2 separate regions of the Homo sapiens genome follow, and region 1 is linked to region 2. A link is a loop called in an ENCODE intact Hi-C map of the cell type or tissue named here. Cell type or tissue: mammary epithelial cell. All regions are shown on one strand. Region 1 has its middle 220 kb from the start of MIR4473. Region 2 overlaps MLLT3 (MLLT3 super elongation complex subunit).

Region 1 (5,000 bases), 160 kb after region 2:
TTAGGAAAATCAAAGAAAAGTAACCAACCTATAAATTAATTTAGAACAAGGATTTTTTGAGAAAGGTGAGGAGTGGCCATGAGCATGTGAGCCCCTGAATGTGTACAGTAATCTTGGAGAAGGGATGAAGAGTACCAAAGGATCTGGAATCGGGCTTCAGTCAAATGGATTTGAGTCTCTAAAGAATAGTGCCTTACCTGATGCCCAGAGATATTGGTTTATGGCAGTATTTTCTCTTCTTTCTTCCATACAGAAGTCTAAGACTTATAGGTAATCAGATTTATTGGTCTTTATTCTTTGATTTCTGGTTTTCATGACATGCTTAAAAGACATTTTATCATGTTTGAGCATCTAAATCCTTGATTTGTCCAGAGTTCTACTTAGTGGAAAGATGGAAGGAGTGCTTACTTTTGTTTTCCCAAAAAAAAACCCAGCTCAATCTTTTTCTCTGATAATTTGAAATACCTCATTTAACCATGTGTTAAATTTTCATATTTACACACACTCTGTCCTATTCCATTGATTCTATTCCTGTGCTACTTCTATTTGATTACTATAATTCTTTGATAAATCTTAAAGTCTGATAGGGAAAGTCTTCCTTGTCAGTATTTTCTTGGCATTGCCCCTTTGATTATTCTTTCAACCGATAGGATCATTTTGCCATATTTAAAAACAAAACAAAACAAAAACCCTCTTGGGACTTCTGTAGATAAGTCATTGAATTTACAAATAACTTTCAGTAGATACACAGAATATTCTGTTTAAGAACTTAGTGTCTCTAATTATTCAGTTATTTTTTGTATGTCTCTCTATTGGGTTACATATTTTAAAAATCAACATCCTAAATATTTATCATCTTTAAACTATCCTGTTTATCAGTTTCAGCATCCAGTATTAATTTTAGAATCTATATTGATAGACATTTGCTTATATATTAAAAGATCAACTACATTTCATTAGGGGATGTCAGTTGGGTGTTAAAATACATTACATATATTAAAAATAAATTATATATAATTTCTATTTAAGGGAAAGTCTTCCCAGATTCTGGCACTGGGTTGATAATCTTTCTTTTGGGTGGTGTGAGCTTTCAAGTTTTCTTGCTTTTCTTTTTCTTCTTAGAAATTTTAAAGGGAAGCTGGGAGAATACCCCAGGAAACTCTAGCCAGGTACCATTTTAAAGCAGAAGTCTGTTCACTGACTAATAAATAATAAAATTTCAAGGCATGATTTATATGCCTTAATGCTACTCAGGGTTACAAATCCAGTTTGTACTTTATTTCAAACCCATTCCTTTCACCTTAATTGGTATATGCATCCAATATTTTGAATGTAGATGATTTCAGGGTATACTCAATATCAAGGCATGTGGACTGTTCTACCACCTGTTATTGTTTCTTTTCACCAGAAGAAACTAGAGCAGGGATCTTGCTACTTTTATTTAATTCTGACTTTAGACCTCTTATGATAATCAAATGTCAATTGCCCAAGACTAGGGATGGAAAAGCACTATACTGTGTGCTGGGGGGTTCTTCAAATAAAAGATTGGGTAATTTATATTTTTAATATAAGTGATTTAGACCCTGAGGCTTTGATCTAATTAAGTAGAGAATCAAATTAGCTGGAGATTAAATGAAGATAGAATGAGGGGAAGTCTTGCTGGCTCTTGAGTTTTCTAAGAAAGGCTCTTTGCAGTGCAGTGGTTCTCAACCTTGGCTGCATGTTGGAATTAATCAAGGAGCTTCAAAAAAATACTGATGCCCAGGCCCCAGGCCCAGAGATTTCAATGCAGTTTGTCTGATGAGCAGCCCCCGTATCAGGAATTTAAAAGTCTTCCCAACTGATTCTATAATAATATGCAGCTGAGGTTAATAATGACATAGTTCTTAATCCCAGTTGAACTAAGTGCCACCTGGAGGCTGGTTTAAAAATATACATTCCAGGGCTCTATCTGGATCCCTTCTGATACAATGGACTGAATTAGGCTCTAGGAATCTGCATTTCTAATAAGTGTCCATGTGATTCTGATGTTAATGATTCCTCCTCTACAAGATGTATCTGACTGTAGTCACCTCTCTCCCCATCCACCTTTAACTCAGCTCTCAGAATATCTTTCTTAAATATATATATATATCTTCCCAATTTAAAACATTCACTGGCTGCCCCTTGTCTACAAAATAGTCTTTAGTGCAACTTTCCAGGCCTCCCCAGCCCCAGCCTTTGTCCATCTTCTTGGCCTTCTCACCCACTTCATCCCAATCTCTGTCTACCATGCTCATTGCATCCTTTCCTGATTAACTTCTGGCTTCTTTTAGAGTCTTTGCTTAAGCAGTTACCTCTGACTTCATAGACCTTTCCCATCTTCAACCACCTAATCCTGCTCTTCTAGCAGCTGGAATTCCAACACTTTCATGAAAATTTGTTTGATCTTCTAAAATTAGGATATTCACACTTTCCTCCACATGCCTATTGCAACTGATCTGCACCTCTCCCTTATTTGCTTTGGTTTGGTTGGACCTGAGCTGCGGAAAGTTGAGTTCATCTTACCCCTCTGTGCATAGCATCTTATCTTCATGGGTCAATGCCAGGATCCTCTAATATGTTTGAACTGTTCATAAACATGTGTGTACCCTCCTAAAATAAGACATGCTGCCTCAAGTATAGTTGGTTTTGTTCTGGAAACCTCACTCTTTTTTTCACTTCAAATTTCTTTTATGATCTATCCACACAACTAAAATTAAATCAAATTCATTTCATCTACCCACTGCATAGCATCCCTTAGAGGGCACTTACCACCACATTTTACTCTTCTTTTCCCGTCTTAATGGATATCTAGTTTGCCCTGAATTCTCTACTGCCACAAGGAGGCCACACTGAACATTCTCTTAGGTGGCCCCTGGTGGATCCATATGATAATTTTTTTAGATATATGCCAGAGAATGTAATTACCTAGCCATAGGGAATAAACTCTCTTAGTTTCTCCAGATACTGTCGGAATGCTTTCTGGACTAGCTGTGCAGTTACACCTCACTTCTGGTCTTAGGCACTCACCTCCTATAGTGTACTTATCCCTGGTGAGGATTATGGTCCCATAAATCATGCTGGCACGGGAAGGCACCATTTATGAACTTATTTATAGGAAAAAGTGAATCAGGATCTTGAAGTTGCATGTGATTGTGCAAAACCCTTTGAGATATTTTTATGTCCGCAGAAACAGTAAGTATATAAACTACATACTTACTAAGGAGATCATCAATGATATTTTATAAGCTAAAAGCAATAATAGATGTTTTTATGAATGGAAGTAAGAGATCCAAAGGTCTTGTCTGTCCTGCAAAAAAAAAAAAAAGGTCCGGAAAACATGGTGATTACACCTTGATTAGGCCAATTTTATGACCCTAAGTGACTCAAAGAGCACTTTATCTGAGATTTTTGCTGCAGGGGAAATAATCTTTCAAAGTCAATTCACAAATATTGAAGTTTTAGAGACGGGAAGAATGTTAGTGTGGAAATTGCTGTTAGAGAGCAAGCTCCTTGAGAAGAGCATGGAAAAATAATTGTGTACAGTTAACACTTTTGGAGAACTTTTTATGTACCAAGTACTGTACTAAACAATGTATAAACATTATCTAATCTTCATTAATCCTGTGAATAGGTACCATTTTTGTCATCCCTTTTTAAAGATGAAAACACTCAGAGAATTTACATAATTTTCCCGAAGTCATACAATTGCTAAGTAGCAAAGCCAGAATTTAAATCTAGGGATTTTTTTAATTTTTATTTTTTAATTCCAGATTTCAAGCTCATGACTAATACAGAAAAAGCACAGGTTTGGAGTCCAACAGACCAGGTTCAAATTCTTGATTTATCCATAACTTACTAGTTGTATGATGCTGGGAGAAATTATTTAACCTTTCTGAGCCTCACTTTTCTCTAAACAATGGGACTAGTAGGAGTATGTTCTCCAGAGAGTTATGAGTATAAATGAGCACAATATATGATGTATATTAGATGCTTAGTAAATGTTACTTCCCTTATTACATCGCTTCTTACCAGCTTCTGGCATAGGTTAGACATTTATATGTTTATTGAAAAACACAATAGATGATTAAAAATTTTTAATTATTATCTGAAGTTTCACCTTTATTAATTTGGTAGGACAAAGATCTGAGAGAGGTAGGAGGATGGGCCCTAAAAGGATTGTCTTGACAAGCCAGAGGAAAACCTAGGCTATTTTGCAGTTTCCCTGAGGACTGCCCTGGCATAGTCCCTTCCAAGCATAGTCAATGAGTTACCTGACTTATCTCCAGAAATGGAGAAACAAAGATACCAGCAGAGCAACCACATACAAGCTCATTTTGCCTCTTTTGCCAGGCTTCATGCAGGGAGTGTTGCGGGTTCACACAGCTATGAACCAATGCAAACTCTCCCAGGGAACCGCTGGAGAGGAAATTAATTAACCCCTGCCATGGCTTCCCAGTGGGGTGCCGGGAATTAAGCTGTCATTCCTCCTGGATGCTTGGATCAGTCCCACTCTGGCTGTCTTCGAGTCTGAATGAATAGCCCATCTCCCCTCCCCTCCCAGCACCCTTAGACTGAGAATGCTGCTCCAGGCAGGTAAGATGAGCATTCCCTTTCAGAGGCAGAATTGTGCAGTCACTGCCACTTGTTTCTAGGGCTGGAAACTTAGGAGAAACCTCTTCCAGGGGGATCATAATCAGAAATCCGTAGCTAAAGTAATGCGATTTGCAGAGACCTTGAGAAAGTAGCTTTAGCTGTGGACACCAAGGAAACTGCTCAGCATTTGGGATTCTCTGGCATCTAGACCATTGTTAGCTCTCCAAAGGGAGGCTCATGCCATGTGAAATTCAAAGCTGTTGAGAGCTCCACTTTTAATGAGATCTTTCAAAGGGGATAGCTCAAATGGTCCTTAAGAATCATAATGTCAGGTGGATTTCATGGTCTAGACAGATCTGACATTGCCCACTCCCCACACTTTC
Region 2 (5,000 bases):
AGCCACCGCTCCCAGCCGATGATATTTTTAAATCCAACCTAGGCATATTTCAGCTTGATTTCTGTATCCAGTGGGTGGTATATGAGAGCTACAATACGTCATGGGCACAGCAGTGGCAGGGCCAGGAGTGTAGGGCATTAGGCTCTGCTTTTGTGCCCCTCACTCATCTCCTTCAGTATCTCTCCCAATCATAGTGAAAAGTGGGCTTGCTAGGGAATGCAACTCCAGCAAGCACCTTTCATGCCCTTCAAACCTTATGGCTTCACTTAAGCCCTTCCTGAATGGGCAGTCTTGAACAGACCTTGGCTTTAGGGAAAGGTTTAGACTCTTTGTCAGACTGTTTTTTACCTGTCTAGCAAAACAAAACCAAAAACGAATAGTATCGTCTATCTGGAGAGGGTAAAAGTTACCTTATCTGATTAAGTAGCATACTCCTGGTTCCTTGGCGTGTTTATTTGGCAAGTGTTGCTTCACACATGTGAATCATCAGTCTGCCAATAATACTGTATTATGTGTCACTTTCTCCATGCACTTGTAAGCATGGTAAGAAAGTCCGTATGCTTCCACTTTTAGCTAGTCTGGGTTAGGAAATATATATACCACAGGAGGGCTTACCTTCTTAGAGCTATGTCTTGGAGCCGAGAGGACAAGTAAAGGTTTCTTAAACCTTGTTTAGTATTGGTTTCCTAGCCCCTCAAATCACTTGCACTGGGGTCAGGTGTGATGCTATCCCTTTAAGTCAAGCTTCTGGGACTTAAAAAAAATTACTAGTATATCTTAATTCTCTATGTTGATGGTATAAGAGAGTAAAAATTTCTTAAAAATCTAAAAGTCAACTAAATTTCACTCTGGAATGACTTTTTAGTCGTATTTGAATGTGTGTGTGTGTGTGTGTGTGTGTGTGTGTGTGCGCAGGAGGGAGGGAGAAAAGTAGGGGGAGAGAGACAGGGATAGAGAAAGAGTATGAATCTGAATTTTCACGATTAATAAAGAGTTGAGAACATACTTGGAAGGACTAACTCCGAAATGGGAACACTCTTGAGTTTCCTCCTTCCATACTCCTTGCCTGTTCTCTCTCTATGAATTGATAATGATCTCTGAGTTTGATAAAGCACCAGGCAAAGCTGAAATGTCCATTGCCTTTTCTCAAATCTTCCAGGGACTAGAGAAGAGGGGAAGTACTAATGGAGTCAAATATTTTCATACTGAATAAAAGTGAACATAGAGTCACACGTCAACCAAGCAAGTAATTAACCTGAGTACTGTTGGGAGCTACTGTCATTAGTATGAAAGATCTATCAGTAGAGAATCCATCTGTGAATAACTGAGTTGTCATTCTTCATAAAGTGATACAGAAAAATATAATCTTGAACGTTTGTCAAGACATTTTCTCAGATTAAAGACAAAAGTGCTACTAAACCACAATTCTTCTATTTTCAGAGACTGCTGTATCTATAAATGGAGTAGCTAGGCAGTCTAGGTAGCTCTGCTTCTCTCAGTACAATTTAATAGGTAATAATAAAGAGTGTTGCGTCATTTCAACCAGAGATGGTTTTTTCACTCCAAACCTCCCTTATGTGAATTTCAAACAAAAACAAAATACCACATCTTTTTTAGCCAGAAGCTTGGCAGGGAGGGAGGGGAGAAAGGACTTGAAGGAAGGAAGTGATCCATTGGACCCGGGTTAATATTCAGAATATCATAAATCACCTATCAGCCTGCAAGGCATGTTGAATGAAATTAAAAAGAGTCTATCCAGTTAAACTGGTTTAAAATAAGCCTGTGGAAGACAAGGTGTTGTACTTTTTTATTCTGGAGTTGTTTCCCTAAAGATAAGAAATGATCATAAATAAAACAATTGTCTTCAGCAGGGCTCAGCTCTCTCAGAATGAGGTTTTGACAAAGCTGTTTATTTTGGAGCAGGGAGAGATCAAAGAAGGAAGATTAACTGAGCCCTCTCTGGGCAGCCACTCAGTAACTTGAGGCGGGTCACTGACACCCGGAGCTTTTGTTCCTGCCACTGCAACTTCAGAAGAAAGAAACTAGGATTTCAATGTATTTTGGCCTTCTGTGCTGTAGCACTTACGGAATGTGTGGGGTGGGACTTCAGCGTCCAAATGTTCTATTTTCTGCTTTGAAGAAAAGGTGGCAGAACTCTCTAAACCTAGTTAGCAAAGTTCTATTGCAAATACAGCGTCCTCAAGTCACTTCAACACCCAGAGTACAGGAGTTGGAGGAGGGGATCGTGGGAGGCAGCGGGATATGATGGGAACAAAATTCAGTTCTGTAATGCACAAGTCAAGCAGGCAGGCACTTTTTTTTTCTTTTTTTCTTGCCTGAAATCTCAGCGGATTGTCTCTGCATGCCCAGCCCAGTATCTGAGTTGGCGAGGAGTGCCATCTACTGACCTACTTGCTCCTAGGTCTCAGCGCTGATTTTTCCCTTGAGATCTCACTTTCAACAACAATGGAGGAGGAAATTCTGAATGTAGTGGAGTATTTGGTTTCCTTTACAGTGGAGCATGTTAAAAACGATTGCCTTGCCTCTGTTAATACGTAATTTCCTTGTGTTGCCAAAAGTATTGTATTTTAAGTTAGCCTGGTCAAATTAGTCATTTGGTTATCTTCATATTAAAAATGATGAAAAAAAGCATGATTGTCAGGAAAGACTGTTAAAAGGACACTTTTTACTCGTGCATTATTCTCAATTAAAATAAAAATATGCCCCTTCAGGAGTATTCGGTCTTTTCCAGGATGTCATGTTCCTATCCTCATCCAGTAAAATGTTTATTAGTAATAAAAAATGTTAAAGCTGAATGGGAATCTGGGTCTTATCTTGTTCATCTCTCCCATTTCATCCTTTGCGGTCCAAAAATATTAAATAATAAGGCTGGGACTTGAACTTGGGCTTCTGAGCCTAATCAGTGCTCTTGCCACTACAGATTAAAAGTGGACTCATTCTTAAAATCTTTATGTTACGGAATGTGGTAAACTTGTGGACAGAAGTGTTACTAAGTTAGGGCACAGAATGGGTAAAGAGAACAGTAGGAATATAAAACCTCTTAAGATAAATTAGGTCCTTTATTTGGCATTTTCCTCCTTTAATATTAGTCTCCAGTTATAACAACTCACTTCATAATGAGTTATAATGAAAAAGACAAATTACTTTGCTTTTTGTGTTTATACACATGTGTAAGCACTCATCATTTATAAATTTAGTGGTTTCAAGCTTTTTCAAGTGAGGACCATTTAAAAATACTTCCCTTTTAATCCTCAGTTTTGAAGATGCTGTCAAAGAAATCAGCTGCATTTATTAAATAATAATTTGCTTCTCCTTTTTATTAAGTAGAAACATAGCTTCCCACCAAAGCTTCTATACAGTATGTAAAGCTATTCATAACTTAAGTTGTAATCAGTCCAGATAAAAGGAAAAGCACTTGGCGTTTTACCAAGGGTAAACACATCATTTCTTAAAACACAGAAGATAGTCGGCCATCTTCATTTCCAAAGCTGTATCAGTTTTGTGCATATGAGTAATTTTAGAATGTGAAAGTTAGGTACTAAAAAGGGCATTTGAGTATTTGTTTTTATCATCCCTAGCATACTGAACACTAGTAGTCATGCTGAAACAGCAGAATGAATAGGAAAAAAATTCTTGCCAGAGGGAACTATAATCTCTGTATAACTCAGCTGCTATACATATGGTGAGAGTGTTGTCGCAAAAGAGAAGCAGCCTTGGAAGCTTAGATCAATTTCCTTATCATCAACTGTGTTGTTTTTTTTTTTTTTTTTTTTTTAGTTCTACTTTTCTGACTCAGCATTTCAGATCTAAGTAATTCATTTTCCAAGGAAAATAAGATTAGAGAGAAGAAGGAAAATGTATAGAAAAGAAATGCTATTTGGAAAGCAAATGTTACTGTACATTTCATTCAGTGGATGCCTTTGTTTAGGTGGCTGGTTAGCTAAGAGATGCTTGAAATAAAATTTAACACAGCGTTCTCTTTGATCCCTAGATTCTTGAAGTGAAAAGTCCAATAAAGCAAAGCAAATCAGATAAGCAAATAAAGAATGGTGAATGTGACAAGGTAGGTTTCTAGTCTGTTACTAGGAGGGCTCCAACACTGACAAGCCTTCCGTTTCTTTGTGTTGCCCTTGATCATCCTTGCTGGTTCTCCTTTCATTTTCTTCATCAAAGTGTCCAAGATGCCCAAATGATGAGTATTTCATCCCAGTGCTTTGTAGTTTGTTTTCCATGTGTTGTTTATATCTTCAGTATTAAGCTTGGCCTTATGCTGTCATTTGCCATGATGCCTACGTTGCCAAGGGATTTCAGGCACATTGAATTGGGAATTAAGAGAATTGTGGTAGAGATAGAATATTAAGGAATCTCAGATGTAGATGAGCAAGACATCTGATGCTAGTGCAGTGTGCTTTCCCAGAGTGTGCGTCATGCTTCTGAAACCTGACTACAACACCTGGTGGGGTTAAGTTGCCTGGTTTGGGCAGAGCCCTAACCTTGCTCTGTAGGGCCAGGGCAGACCTCTGTAATGTTTCACAAATCTTTCATTTGCCTTTATCGCAAATGGTGCTGGGGGCACCCATGCAGTTACACTAACAAAGACTCGTGAGTCTGAGCATATGGAAAGAGAGGTACCCCCTCTCCCCTTTCAGGGGAGCTCTTCACAAATCAGATGATAATTAGATAGTGATCCCTGTTTTTCGTAATACATTCTTCTGTTCTTCTGTCACTTGCTGGCATTGCTTACTAGCAATGTTTGGTATGACCAGGAAGCCTTTTTAAAACAAAAACAAAACAAACAGGAAAAACCCCACAAAATTCCCCTGACTTAATTGGTAATGTACATTCTTGTTTCCATGTTCAAACTTAGAATTTTTTTCTCTTAGAAACCTTCTGAGATTCAAGAATGAAAAAAAAATGAAAGTAGCCTTTGTTAATATGTTTAAACTCACAATTTAGCATTTAATTTCCCTACCTTTTGT

The links. Hi-C counts contacts between places; a loop is a spot of excess contacts. Peaks named below come from ENCODE experiments on the same cell type or tissue, not always from the same donor. Only the 100,000 strongest peaks of a DNase experiment are listed, where the experiment ranks them.
Region 1: it touches region 2 in a loop (5-fold over the local background); 2 of 110 quality-filtered maps call a loop at or near these places.

The regions. Positions count from the first base shown.
Region 1 is chr9:20,189,511-20,194,510 of GRCh38, reverse strand. It overlaps a transcript of SLC24A2 not described here. Among named protein-coding and RNA genes, the nearest start is that of MIR4473, 220 kb to the left of the region's middle. In mammary epithelial cell, CTCF peaks have their summits at 1,917 (motif pointing left) and 2,871; no DNase peak of the experiment used is centred here.
Region 2 is chr9:20,353,892-20,358,891 of GRCh38, reverse strand. MLLT3 (MLLT3 super elongation complex subunit) reads left to right here. Exons shown (of 11, transcript NM_004529.4): 9 at 4,013-4,084. The region is part of intron 3 of LOC124902129 (a long non-coding RNA gene); the gene reads right to left. Among named protein-coding and RNA genes, the nearest start is that of MIR4473, 55 kb to the left of the region's middle. In mammary epithelial cell, a CTCF peak has its summit at 2,405 (motif pointing left); DNase peaks (open chromatin) are centred at 481 and 2,391.